Regions from separate parts of the Homo sapiens genome. Here all the other regions are linked to region 1. The links are chromatin contacts, found by Hi-C or POLR2A ChIA-PET in ENCODE. All regions are on one chromosome and are shown on one strand. Each heading gives the region's core, a stretch centred on a gene start or an enhancer-like site at or near the end of the contact. The rest is flanking DNA. Distances are from core to core; before and after follow the strand shown.

The links. Hi-C counts contacts between places; a loop is a spot of excess contacts on that map. ChIA-PET counts read pairs that join two places held with the same protein, here RNA polymerase II (POLR2A). Pooled maps may share reads with other maps.
Region 2: POLR2A ChIA-PET joins it to region 1 with 12 read pairs in GM12878. The contact joins two enhancer-like sites. POLR2A ChIA-PET finds 5 or more read pairs at or near these places in 2 of 52 experiments (GM12878 and MCF 10A).
Region 3: a map of naive thymus-derived CD4-positive, alpha-beta T cell shows a loop between it and region 1 (4-fold over the local background). The contact joins the promoter of PRRC1 here to the enhancer-like site in region 1. A Hi-C loop is called at or near these places in 1 of 168 maps with a recorded cell type or tissue (naive thymus-derived CD4-positive, alpha-beta T cell) and 7 of 50 pooled maps. POLR2A ChIA-PET finds 5 or more read pairs at or near these places in 1 of 52 experiments (common myeloid progenitor, CD34-positive).

What each region holds. Positions count from the first base shown.
Region 1 is chr5:126,445,052-126,448,805 of GRCh38, reverse strand. All of the region lies in intron 1 of GRAMD2B (GRAM domain containing 2B), which reads right to left. Among named protein-coding and RNA genes, the nearest start is that of GRAMD2B, 24 kb to the right of the region's middle. RefSeq lists an enhancer at 2,781-3,754. Within about 2 kb of position 2,130, at least 10 of the 41 ENCODE cell types and tissues checked have a DNase peak (open chromatin) inside an H3K27ac peak, as active enhancers do.
Region 2 is chr5:125,196,986-125,200,739 of GRCh38, reverse strand. The region is part of intron 4 of LOC101927421 (a long non-coding RNA gene); the gene reads right to left. Among named protein-coding and RNA genes, the nearest start is that of LINC02240, 290 kb to the left of the region's middle. Within about 2 kb of position 2,024, at least 4 of the 41 ENCODE cell types and tissues checked have a DNase peak (open chromatin) inside an H3K27ac peak, as active enhancers do.
Region 3 is chr5:127,515,818-127,519,571 of GRCh38, reverse strand. It overlaps PRRC1 (proline rich coiled-coil 1), which reads right to left and starts at 1,932. Exons shown (of 9, transcript NM_130809.5): 1 at 1,796-1,932. RefSeq lists an enhancer at 1,755-1,934 and a silencer at 1,995-2,064.

The sequences.
Region 1 (3,754 bases), core at 881-3,380:
ATCTTAGTGACTGAAGCCTCTATTACTCTCATACTATGACTAGCCTTCTCTTTCCAAGCCCGGTCAGACACCAAGACCTGTAGACTTTACCTCCTTAATATTTTCCAGTTAAGTCCCCTCTTTTTCTTTCCCTAATTTGGTTGGCTTAGCTAGGGTCCTTAATGCCTCCTGCCTGGACCACTATACCTCCCTACCTCATTTGAGTTATATGTGACCCCTCCTCCTTCCATCTATATGGAAGATCACTGTGCTCTGTGATCTTTGTAAAGCCCAAATATGATCATATCATTCCTTCTCCTCCTTTAAAACCCCTTTGGTTCTCTGTTGCCTACAGGATAAAGCTGAAGATGAGTACAGAAAACAGGTCCTCTGCAATGTGAAGCCTCCCTTTCTGGCTTTGAACCTCTTGTCATGCTGCCCCCAAGCACCCTCCTCCTGGGCTGCCATGCCTTCTCTGTGGTCCCTTGCAAGCACTGTTTATCTTTCAAGATTTAGCTCTTGATGGGGTCACCTCCTACCTGGCAACTTCCCCAACCCCCTCTAGGTCCTAAGGACTGACCTCTTCTTCTTTGTGCTCCTTTCCAGTACCCTGTGACTGTCATGGCAACTGTATCACTTTAGTATGTGGTTTATTTAAAAATTATAAATGGGGTCAGGTGCTGTGGCTCACACTTGTAATCCCAGCACTTTGGGAGGCTGAGGCGGGTGGGTTACTTGAGGTCAGGAGTTTGAGACCAGCCTGCTCAGTGAAACCCTCTCTCTACTAAAAAATACAAAAATTAGCTGGATGTGGTGGTGCATGCCTGTAATCCCACCTACTTGGGAGGCTGAGGCAGAAGAATTGCTTGAACCTGGGAGGCGGAGGTTGCAGTAAGCCGAGATCATGCCACACTGTGCTCCAAACTGGGCAACAGAGTGAGACTATTTTTTAAAAAAAAAAAAAATTATAAATGGGCTACTGTTTACTTGTCTTTGCCCTGCTTTGACCATATGCCTCTGGAGGGCAGGATCCTGGTCTTTTCACATCTCTGTATCCCCACAAAAAGGTTCAATTCATTTACCTTAAGGACTTCATGTTCCTTAAATCAGCTCTAAAGGCCAGGCTTTCTGATCTCTTTCTTTTTTTTTTTTTTTCTTTTTTTGAGACGGAGTCTTGCTCTGTCGCCCAGGCTGGAGTGCAGTGGCACGATCTCGGCTCACTGCAAGCTCCGCCTCCCGGGTTCACGCCATTCTCCTGCCTCAGCCTCCTGAGTAGCTGGGACTACAGGCGCCCGCCACCACGCCCGGCTAATTTTTTGTATTTTTTTAGTAGAGACGGGGTTTCACCGTGTTATCGAGGATGGTCTCAATCTTCTGACCTCATGATCTGCCCGCCTTGGCCTCCCAAAGTGCTGGGATTACAGGCGTGAGCCACTGCGCCCGGCCTAGGCTTTCTGATTTCTAGCCCAGGGCCCATTTTGGCTACACCAGACAGTATAAATAGCAATAGGAATGGATGTACTTCACTTGGAATTCCTGGGCTTGGGAAAACTGGCATGGGAAAGGCCAGGAGTTTTCTGCTGGGGTTTGGATCCTCTTCTGGAACAACCCCCCATAATTCAGTAGACTAAAGTACTGAGGGTGCTTTTGGTGAGGCAACCGCCTGCCCTTCCAATTCCTTCAGACAAAGATTAGACAGATGGATCCTGTGAAGGTTATGGCGAAAGAAGGAACATTTCCATCGAGGGAGCTTTACCATTTCTTCCCACGAAACTAGGTGAAAGGTAGTGGAGTCTGCCTAGTTACTGAGGCCAAATGATCTCATAATTACTGCTGGGAGGGGCCGTCATGCCTTAGTTTGCTTTACTTTGCTAGAGTGTAAAGGGTAATGCTTAGATATTAGATTCCAAGAAACGGAAAGGAAAGAGGATTGCTTTCCTTCATTTTATGCCTTCTTGGAAATGGAGAAGTTTCCAGGAGAAGAATCTGTATTCCATGGTCTGTGGCTTCCTAAGAGTAGCTCAAGTCCCAGTTTCTGGGAGTGGCATCTTCATAAGGATGTTTATCATATTTCAGTGTCTTAGTAAGGGCCCCAGTTTCCTCGCCTCCACACCAAATCCTCCTCCCTCAGCCTGTGTCACAGAGCTGCTCTCCGTCACACCTTACTCAAATTGAGAACACATAGGTTTTTTTTTTTTTTTTTTTTAATTTTTAAAAGCTTGGGGAATGTAAACATTTTCTACATGACTAATGAAGCTAGGCATTGTAGATAAGAGAAGCAGTGAATGTTTTAAAATCAGTCACGGTTACTGCTGGATTTTATTAGAAACACTCAGACTGGTCTAGTTTTGGGGGGTTAATATGAAATTTATAGCACAGCTGAGTAAATAAGGGTATCCACTTATTTTCAGAAATGATTTTTGAAGTTTAAACCACTTACTATGAACATTTTATAACATAGAAAACAGGTACAAAGTAGATAGAATAGTATAAACAAGGCAATCTTGTTTCATCTATATACCTGTAGCCCACCACTCCTACCTCCTACTGGTTTTGAGACAAATCCCAGACCACACTATCTTTTCATCTGTAACTATTGCAGTGTATAACTCTACAAGATAAAGATTCTTTGAAAAAATAAACACAATACCAATATCAAACCTTAAGGCTAAAAATTGTAATTGATTTTTAAAAAAATGAGTGAAATATGGCTGTTTTTCAGGGAAACTATTAGCACAATGTAGTAGTATTTAGGATTGGAGTGGACTAAAGCATCTCTAGGCACACTGTTGGGTATCTGGTTACCCAGTAGGGGACTTGGGAGAGTTCCTGTTCTCACACTAGTCCACATGGCTCTTGCTAGCACAGCAGTAGGAGCTGCCTACTTTGACATCACCAGGTACCAGGACCCCTTTTCTCTTGCCCTTCCTGCTCTGGCTATACTGGAGAGAGGAAGAAATGGAAATGCCATTCCCCAATCTCAACACCTGAGTCAGATTCGGCTCTCTTGAAGCTGAAGAAGAGAGATTCCCAATGACACGAATCAGCATGAAAGGAATTATGGTTGTGAACAGAATGTATCAAAGTGGGTGGTGTCCATGACTCTAGGTGGGATGATGGAGTCACTCTGCATCCTGTCTGTGCCTCAGGCTGCAGCTGCTTCTCTTTAATCTGCCCTCCCACCCCCTCCTCACCCCCCACTCCCCACCACATACCCAAGAGACAGTGAGAGAAACCTGAGCAGCAGCAGACATGGGGTGATGTGATATCCAGGCTGCCCACTTCCTCTGGCCCGTCAATACTTTGTGTCAGCAAGTCCTCAGGCTGTGCTGGCCCTCAAGATTGTCTGGATTTTTCATATGAAAAAAAGCTCAACATCACTGATCATTAGAGAAATACAAATCAAAACCACAATGAGATACCATCTCACACCAGTGAATGGCGATTATTAAAAAGTGAAGAAAAAACAGATGCTGGCAAGGCTGCAGAGAAAAAGGAACACTTTTACATTGTTGGTGGGAGTGTAAATTAGTTCAATTATTGTGGAAGAGAGTGTGGCAATTCCTTAAAGACCCAGAGGCAAAAATACCATTTGACCCAGTAATCCCATTACTGGGTATGTACCCAAAGGAACAGAAATCATTCTGTTATAAAGATACAGGCACAAGTATGTTCACTGCAGCATTATTCACAATAGCAAAGTCATGGAATCAACCCAAATGCCCATCAATTATAGAGTGGATAAAGAAAATGTGGTAAATATACACCATGGAAT
Region 2 (3,754 bases), core at 775-3,274, 1.2 Mb after region 1:
TGCACACCTATTCATCTGGGTTAAGTGAACAGCAGCATCAGCTCAAATTAAGCTGGCTTGAAAACAGCCACTGTTAATAATTTCTGCTGTGATTCAACTTAGCTTTGGCTAACAGGTGAAGATGTTTCAAAACGGAGGCAATTACAGCTCTGAGAGTGCTTTCCCGCTGCCTGTGTAATCAGAGGAATGGAACACTAGCTCCTCGCGTGCGTGGGGAAGGGCCAGCACAGCCACCATTGGGCTGCATTCGTTATCTGCTAGATTGAACAAGCTGCCTGCCGGGGACAGATGCTTAGCGCAGTGATTAGAATATAAAGCAGTTGCAAAGGCTGAGGGGATTGGAGTCAGCATCCTTTATCTCAACTTACTACAGGCTTTTCTGGTCAGATAACAAGTCTTCCAAACCGTTCTTTATAGACGAGAAATCATATGTATATCAATGCATGAAGACTCATGCATATTCATTAGCCTGTACCCTGTGTGAATTTTCCATTTAGATGGAGAACTGTAAAAAAAAAAAAAAAAAAAAAAAAAAAGAAGGGGAGGTCTTCAATTCTATGTAAGTTTAGTTCCTTTTATAGCCAAATTTTTATGACAAGGAATAAATGGAGGGAGTAAGTGTTAAATATGTACAATAAAAATGCTTGCCAAATTTACTTCATTATTTTCTGAGATTGAAAAGCCCAATAGTTTTACAAATTTCCAAACAGCTTTCATATTTAAGTTTAAAAAAGAGGAAGATAAGTGAAAACTTTGTATAACCCTAGATTTTCACTTACTCTGTAAGGAAAGAAAACTGAAATTATGTGTGGGTTTTGTTACTTTTTAAATTACAGAGATAGCATATTTCCATCTAGAGGGAAATCTATCATTCTAGCACAAAAGTAATTTTTCACGTCAACTGTGCATAACATCAAATTATAGCAAAAACATAGCTGTATACTTCCTAATTGTGGGAATTTTCATACGGTTTATTTCCAGCCAAACATTTTTCCTCTTCTACTAAAAGAAAATCAAGCAGGCTAAATTGAATTTTTATACATTACAATTTCCTGAAATGTAGTTGTTAATGCCTTCTGATGTGCCTGAAGGCATGAATCTTAAACTACCTTTCTCCCCCCAACCAAAGAACTAGGGAAATGAAAAAGACCCTTTCTGCTACTGGTATTAAATTTCCATCGTATACATTAATCTGCTTTCAGAGTATTCTCCTTCAGTGTATTTTCCATTAAGGGCCTATAATAAAGTCCTTGGTATCTTATGTTTAAAGAGCAATTGATTATAGAGCTGTGTATCCCCAAACTATGCATATTTTCTACAAACCACAGAAAAGCAGGGAGGGGTAGCTGGGATGAAGTAGAGGGGGAGGAGAAGATGGAGGAGGGGTTAGCCACATGCTCACTTTTATTTAACAAATCTGTTAAGAGCTTGGAAATAGTTCTCATTTTATAACACCAAGGTTATACTAAGCAATTTATTTCCAGCTAGGTTTTTTAAATAGAGATTAAATAGAGATTGTACTTCTCATCAATTATTTAATAGGCTTTGAGGTTGTGTGTGTGTAAACGTGTGTGCTTAAGAAGTTTTGGGGATACAGGAGTAAATGAGAAAAAAAAAAGGACAATAGAGTTTATAATTGCTAAACATATGATCCAAAGCTGTGTTTGAAATACCTGCTTAACAAGATAGCAAATGACTTGTCTCTTTTAAAAGGTATTTCTTTCTTTCTTTCTTCATTCTTTAGAACCATTCATCTAGACTATCTTGGAATATTCTCAGCAAGAATCCACTGCCTACTGTATCTTCCCCTGACAATTACTGTTGCTCCTTACCCTTGAAGCTTTGAAAGCCTGTGTAACATTAGCCTATCTAGCCCAGTGAAAATGTCTTTACAGATTAGTGTAATGTTAATACTGCTGGCTCCCCGCTTTTGACCTGAAGTGGAATATATTGCACTGCTGGAGCAGATGGAATCAGTTTCACTGGGCTACAGAGATTGGTTGGCTGCCTGCCAAAAGTTCAGTGCTAGTGGCAGTGGAAGCTCCAGCTCAGAATAGCAGGCTTGAATCTATTCTCTGCTCTTGGAGAGAAAACAAAAGTGTCACATAAGTTTGTGTAGAATCAAAATACGTTGGTTAAGATTGTTCATCTGCAGATGTTGACCCAGCATTTGAAAAGTAATTGAATCTTTTGGTGTAAAATGGAGACATCTTTATTCACTTTTGCTGAAAGACATGAGACAAAAGCCAGAGCAAAGAATAAAAAAAGAAATTATCTGAACTCCATTTAACCTTCCAGTTGAATGCCTATCTCACCATAAGAATACAAATGTGTACTTGTAGAGTGTTTAAAGCCTGTCTCCTATTTTATGACTGCAAATAGATCTTAGTCTAAAATAATAGATCAAATTCATAAATGGGGGAAAAAAGATAAGCTTGTATAGCCGAAGTGAAATAATTATCCAAATAGTTCCAAACCAGAATCTAAAACTGGGGATGTGGGGCGGGGAGATCTATTTCCTAAGTTATCCATACTAGCTTTATTATTGACTGCATCATTCAGATAAATGTTCAAAATCCTTGCTGGATTTGTATGAACAGAAAAAGCATACAAATATTTGAAATCATATCTTCCAAAATAGATTTGCCTGTTGATAGCTGTCCTTTCACCTGGAACACTGGGAACACTGATTAAAACCATTAATAACAGCAGCTGAAAACTATGGTTGTCAGATTTAGCAAAATAAATAAATAAATTATGATGTGTGGGGGACTAGGGGGCTCCAATTTGAATTTCAGATAAACAACTCATGATATTTTAGTATAAGAATGTCTCAAATATTGCATGGAATATGGAGCATGCACAATTTGGAATATACTTATACTAAAATATTATTCATTTTTCATTTGAAAGTTGACTTAATTGGGAATCCTGCATTCTACCCGGCAACACTGAAAGATGTACTCTTTATTTTCTTACTTCCTGAATGTACTAAGACATCCTTTCCTTCACACACACACATGCACACACACACCCTAACTTTCAATTAACACAGAGGGGTTTTTTGTATTTATTCATCAGGTTATCTCTAAGTTTATTTTAATCATATTTTCCTCTCAAGTACTGCCTTTCCACAGCAGTAAAACATATGCTGTTTGCTGCCTAAGTAGATGGGTAATGTAAGCTGTGATGTGGAGAGAATTCTTCTCTTATCCGTTCTCTCTGAGGGTGTAGTTACAGAAACATATATATGTGCTTTTATCTGTGATAAGAGCTACCATCTGCTAGCTGCAATGTGCACAGCTTACCGTCTGAAGTGCTTATACATATTATGAAAACACACAGCTTTTGTGTATGTTGAGAATACATATAGACTCTGTTCTAATAAACCAGAATATTAGCTTTTGAATATGTCAGATCGATGCAAAATATAACCATAATTATGGACAAGAACGATTAGAGCTGGCACGTTGCCATGTGTGTATTTATGCCAGTAGCATCTTTGAGATCTTTTAATATTGCATTATTTGCAACCTCTTCCTATGAGATAGTTATTTTAGAAAAATGGACCCTTTTCAATGAGGAAAGGCTTTTGCTTCATTCAAGGAGCAAAGTTTCATGCCAGGGATACCAAATCCCTGGGATATGGGCTCCATATACGTGAGCAACGGGAGAGACTGAGACCGCGCGACAGAACATATAAATCTGAGTTACTTTGACCTTTAATCCAGGAGAGCACGAAGAGAAATGCACT
Region 3 (3,754 bases), core at 683-3,182, 1.1 Mb before region 1:
AAAAGCCAGAGTTTCGCAGTATGAATGGGCAACAGTATTAATGCTGCAGAGAAGCCAAATAGGATACTATCTGAGAAGTTCAATGGATCTGCCAAACTGGAGATGAATTTAGGGAGAACGGTTTTCATATAAAGAGTGGAGAAAGATTCCAGTGTAAACTGAATCGAGCAGTGGCAGGTGAGACTAACACGCATGACACTTTCAAAAAGTTTGGCTGTGAACGTAGGAAAGATCTATGGCACTAAGCAGAGAACAGGGATCCGGGGAGGCTGAATCCTTTCATTCAGTACCTATACATCGAAGGTAAATAACCTGAGATAGAAATGCCCCTTTGGAGATTTTACCACTCCTCAACCAAAGCTCCCTCTTTTCTTCATTTAATTTTTTATTGGTCATTCACCCTCTACTACAGATGCTCCCCAATCCTTACAATGACTAGTAGAAGTCCTATTGTAAGAGAATCCCTAACATTAACAAATGTGTCTGCAAAAGAAACTGTACAATGAATACAAAGTCATTAAGTGGAATAAATAATCAATTTCTTTGTCTTTAATGGCTTTTTATATGAAAACTGCCGTAATGGCAATACTGAGGTAAATTTTACATGCATAAACATAGTGCCTTCTACTAAAAAAACCTATTATGATAAAACAATACTGAAGTGTCAGAGTTGGTAACTGTTTTAGGGCTCAAGTCTTGTCACGAAAAGTACTATTCATATATCAACACTAAAGAAAAAGTGAAGAAAATGGTTTGGAAAACTGAGTTCTCAGTCCGGCTAGACCCTGTTGTTCCAATTTGCTTGTGCCTTGGTTTTTCTGTTAAAAAAAAAAAAAAAAAGTGGATGTCTATTTACAAGTTTACAAGAAATGGAAGAGTGAAGCTCTGATAAACTTTAAAGCATTAAGAGCAATTATTGCTGACCTACTCGTGCCACAAGATTGTCTCTACTACCAAACAGTGAGCGCTAGTTAGAGCCTAATCTGACCCCGAAATAAAATTTTATAAATTTTCACTGAATTAAACACTGGCTGCACAGGAGAAAGACTGAATGCCAAGATGTGTCACGATCGCAGAAATGCACATGTTGTCTCTCAAAATAACTACTTCGAATGACAAAAACACTATTGGCTATAAATTCTGTCAATCTAGGAAACGTGCTATCTGCAAATTTGCCTGAAGCAGGTCCCAAGACCAAACAAAGAAACGAGAGAATGCAAAAACTCTCCCAAGCGGCGCTAAGCACCGATGGGGTAACCTCAGGGAAAATAAGCTTCCTTTCATTGCAGGTCCTGGTGTGATGACTCTCGAGCCTCCTGGGCCTCTCCAGGGCCAGAGCGGCCGAAATCCTGTTTCAGGAGACAGCGGCTTCCCCTCAGGCTCTGCCACGTCTCCAGGCCAGACAGGGCCGGGCTAAGGTCCGCCGGCGCTCCCGCCAGTCTCCCCTAAAGTCAGCGCCCTGGAAGGTGGGGCCAGAGCGCTCCTGCCTTGGTCCTTGGACAGGAGCAAAGTGTCGCGGGGCGAGACCCTCGAACCGCGCCCACCGTGCCATCCCCAGCGGAAACTGCTCACCTTGCGATGTGCACTCCTGCCTGCTGCACCCCGCACGCCGCCACAGCTGAGCCTGGACCACGGGACTAGGGGGCTCGCAAACGACATCGGCGTCCAGTGGCGCCGGCCGGCCCGCCCACCTTCCAGGGACACCGTCCCTCGGGGTCTGGCTCTGGCGCCTGCAAGCCATGCCATGCCATGCCACCCCCCTCATACACGCCCCTCGGAGCCACCTGGCGCTCACCTGGGGACCGGGAAAGTGCCTGCGTGGTCGCTGAAGAGTGTGGTATGATAGGGAGGTCGGGACGTAGAACTACAGCTTGGAGAAGACAACGAAGGCGCACCCTGGAAGTTACCTCGGCGTGTCCCCGCCTACAAGATGGCCACGGGCGGCGCATGCTCCTGCGGCTGCCACGTCGGCCGCGCGCCGCACCGCGCCGCGCGTCGCCGCCCCGCCCCGCTCCGCCCCGCATCGCATCGCCCCGCTCCGCCTCCGCATCGCCCCGCCCCCCCTGTCCCATGCGCTGTGAACCCGGCCGGGACGCTGCAAGTTAAACTTTGGAGCCAAGATCTTCCTAACTACCGAGACTTGGTTCTGCCCACACCCTCTAGAAACATCTTCCAAAGGGCTGGCCTCCTTTCTACTTCGCAGCCCCCTTACACGAGAGTGGCACTCTTGTTACCAGGCGTAGCTCACTCATCCTGTGCCACAGCGGCCCAAGGGATAAGATCAGTTAGCCAAGGTCATCTGGTTGGCGGTCATCTAGCCAACATCAGCTAGTCCAGTCAGCACCTCCAGGAAGGACCTCGCGGCAGATACAGGGGACTTAGCCTGTATAGTCAAAGATTTCCAGATAACAGTGATTATATCAGGAGAGAGGGATTAGGAGAAGAGGGAGAGGGGAGAAGAGTAGCAGTTACTGTACTGAATTTTTCCCCAAGTGCATGTATTGCACATTCTTTTTTTAATTGTAAAATAGACAGATTATCAACTTTCTTATTATATGCTGCACCTAACACAGTACCTGAAATAGTTGGTGTTCAATAATGTACATTAAATAAATTAATGGAGTGCGATAGAGGAAAATAAGGAACTTCAAATCAGAAGTCTTGATTTGAGTCTGAGACTACTCTAATGCCAGTTGTACAGTTGCCTGCCCTTGTACAGGTCACTTAGTCTCCATAAGTCTTCATATTTCTACCTGCAAACTGAGAATAATACTATCCACCATCCCTAAATCAGGCAGGTGACAGACTCAAATAAAATAGAGCATATGAAAATTTTTTAAACTTTTTGTCTTTTTGAGATGGTGTCTTGCCCTGTTGCCCAGGCTGGAGTGCAATGGCGCCATCTCGGCTCACTGCAACCTCTGCCTCCCGGGTTCAAACGATTCTCCTGCCTCAGCCTCCCGAGTAGCTGGGATTACAGGCACAGGCCACCACACCCAGCTAATTTTTGTACTTTTAGTAGAGACAGGGTTTCACCATTTTGGCCAGGCTGGTCTCGAACTCCTGACCTCGGCCCGCCTCGGCCTCCTAAAGTGCTGGGATTACAGGCGTGAGCCACCGCACCTGTCCGAAAACATTTTTTAAATTGCTTAGCATTAAATATATAAAAAATTGTTTTTGTTGTTCTCAATTTTTTTTCAGGAACTCACTTAGAGATTTCACATTAATCTATCTCTTGAGCTTCACAGTTGTAAGCATTCCAAAATACCTCACTGAAAAGTTAATACTATGTAGCAATACTCTGACTTCAGATCTCACTGTGCAACTACCATGGGCGGTTTTCTTTGGCGGTGGCTCCTATCCTCTAAGAATGTGTGTAGGTGGAGATCCAGGTTACTGTCCGGATCGTGCTGTTTGGGGTGGTGCTAAAGACAGATAACCATCTTCATCCTCTCTGATCAACACCCTTAATAGCTATAAGGTATGTTGGTTTCTCCATCCTTTCAGCAAATATTTATTAGTGGCTGCAATGTGCTGAGCATTGGTACTGGAAATGCAGTAACGAACAAGACAGACAAGGTCTTGATACCTAGGGAGCGTTCTTTATAATAGGAGAGAGGGTAGGAACAGGAAAATAAAGTAAGTACTGTTTGTGATGTGCAGTTTGAGGAGTCAACAAAGAGTGATGTAATATTGACAGTAATTGGAGTAGACCACTTCAGATAGGATGAATGGGCAAGGCTTCTCTGAATAG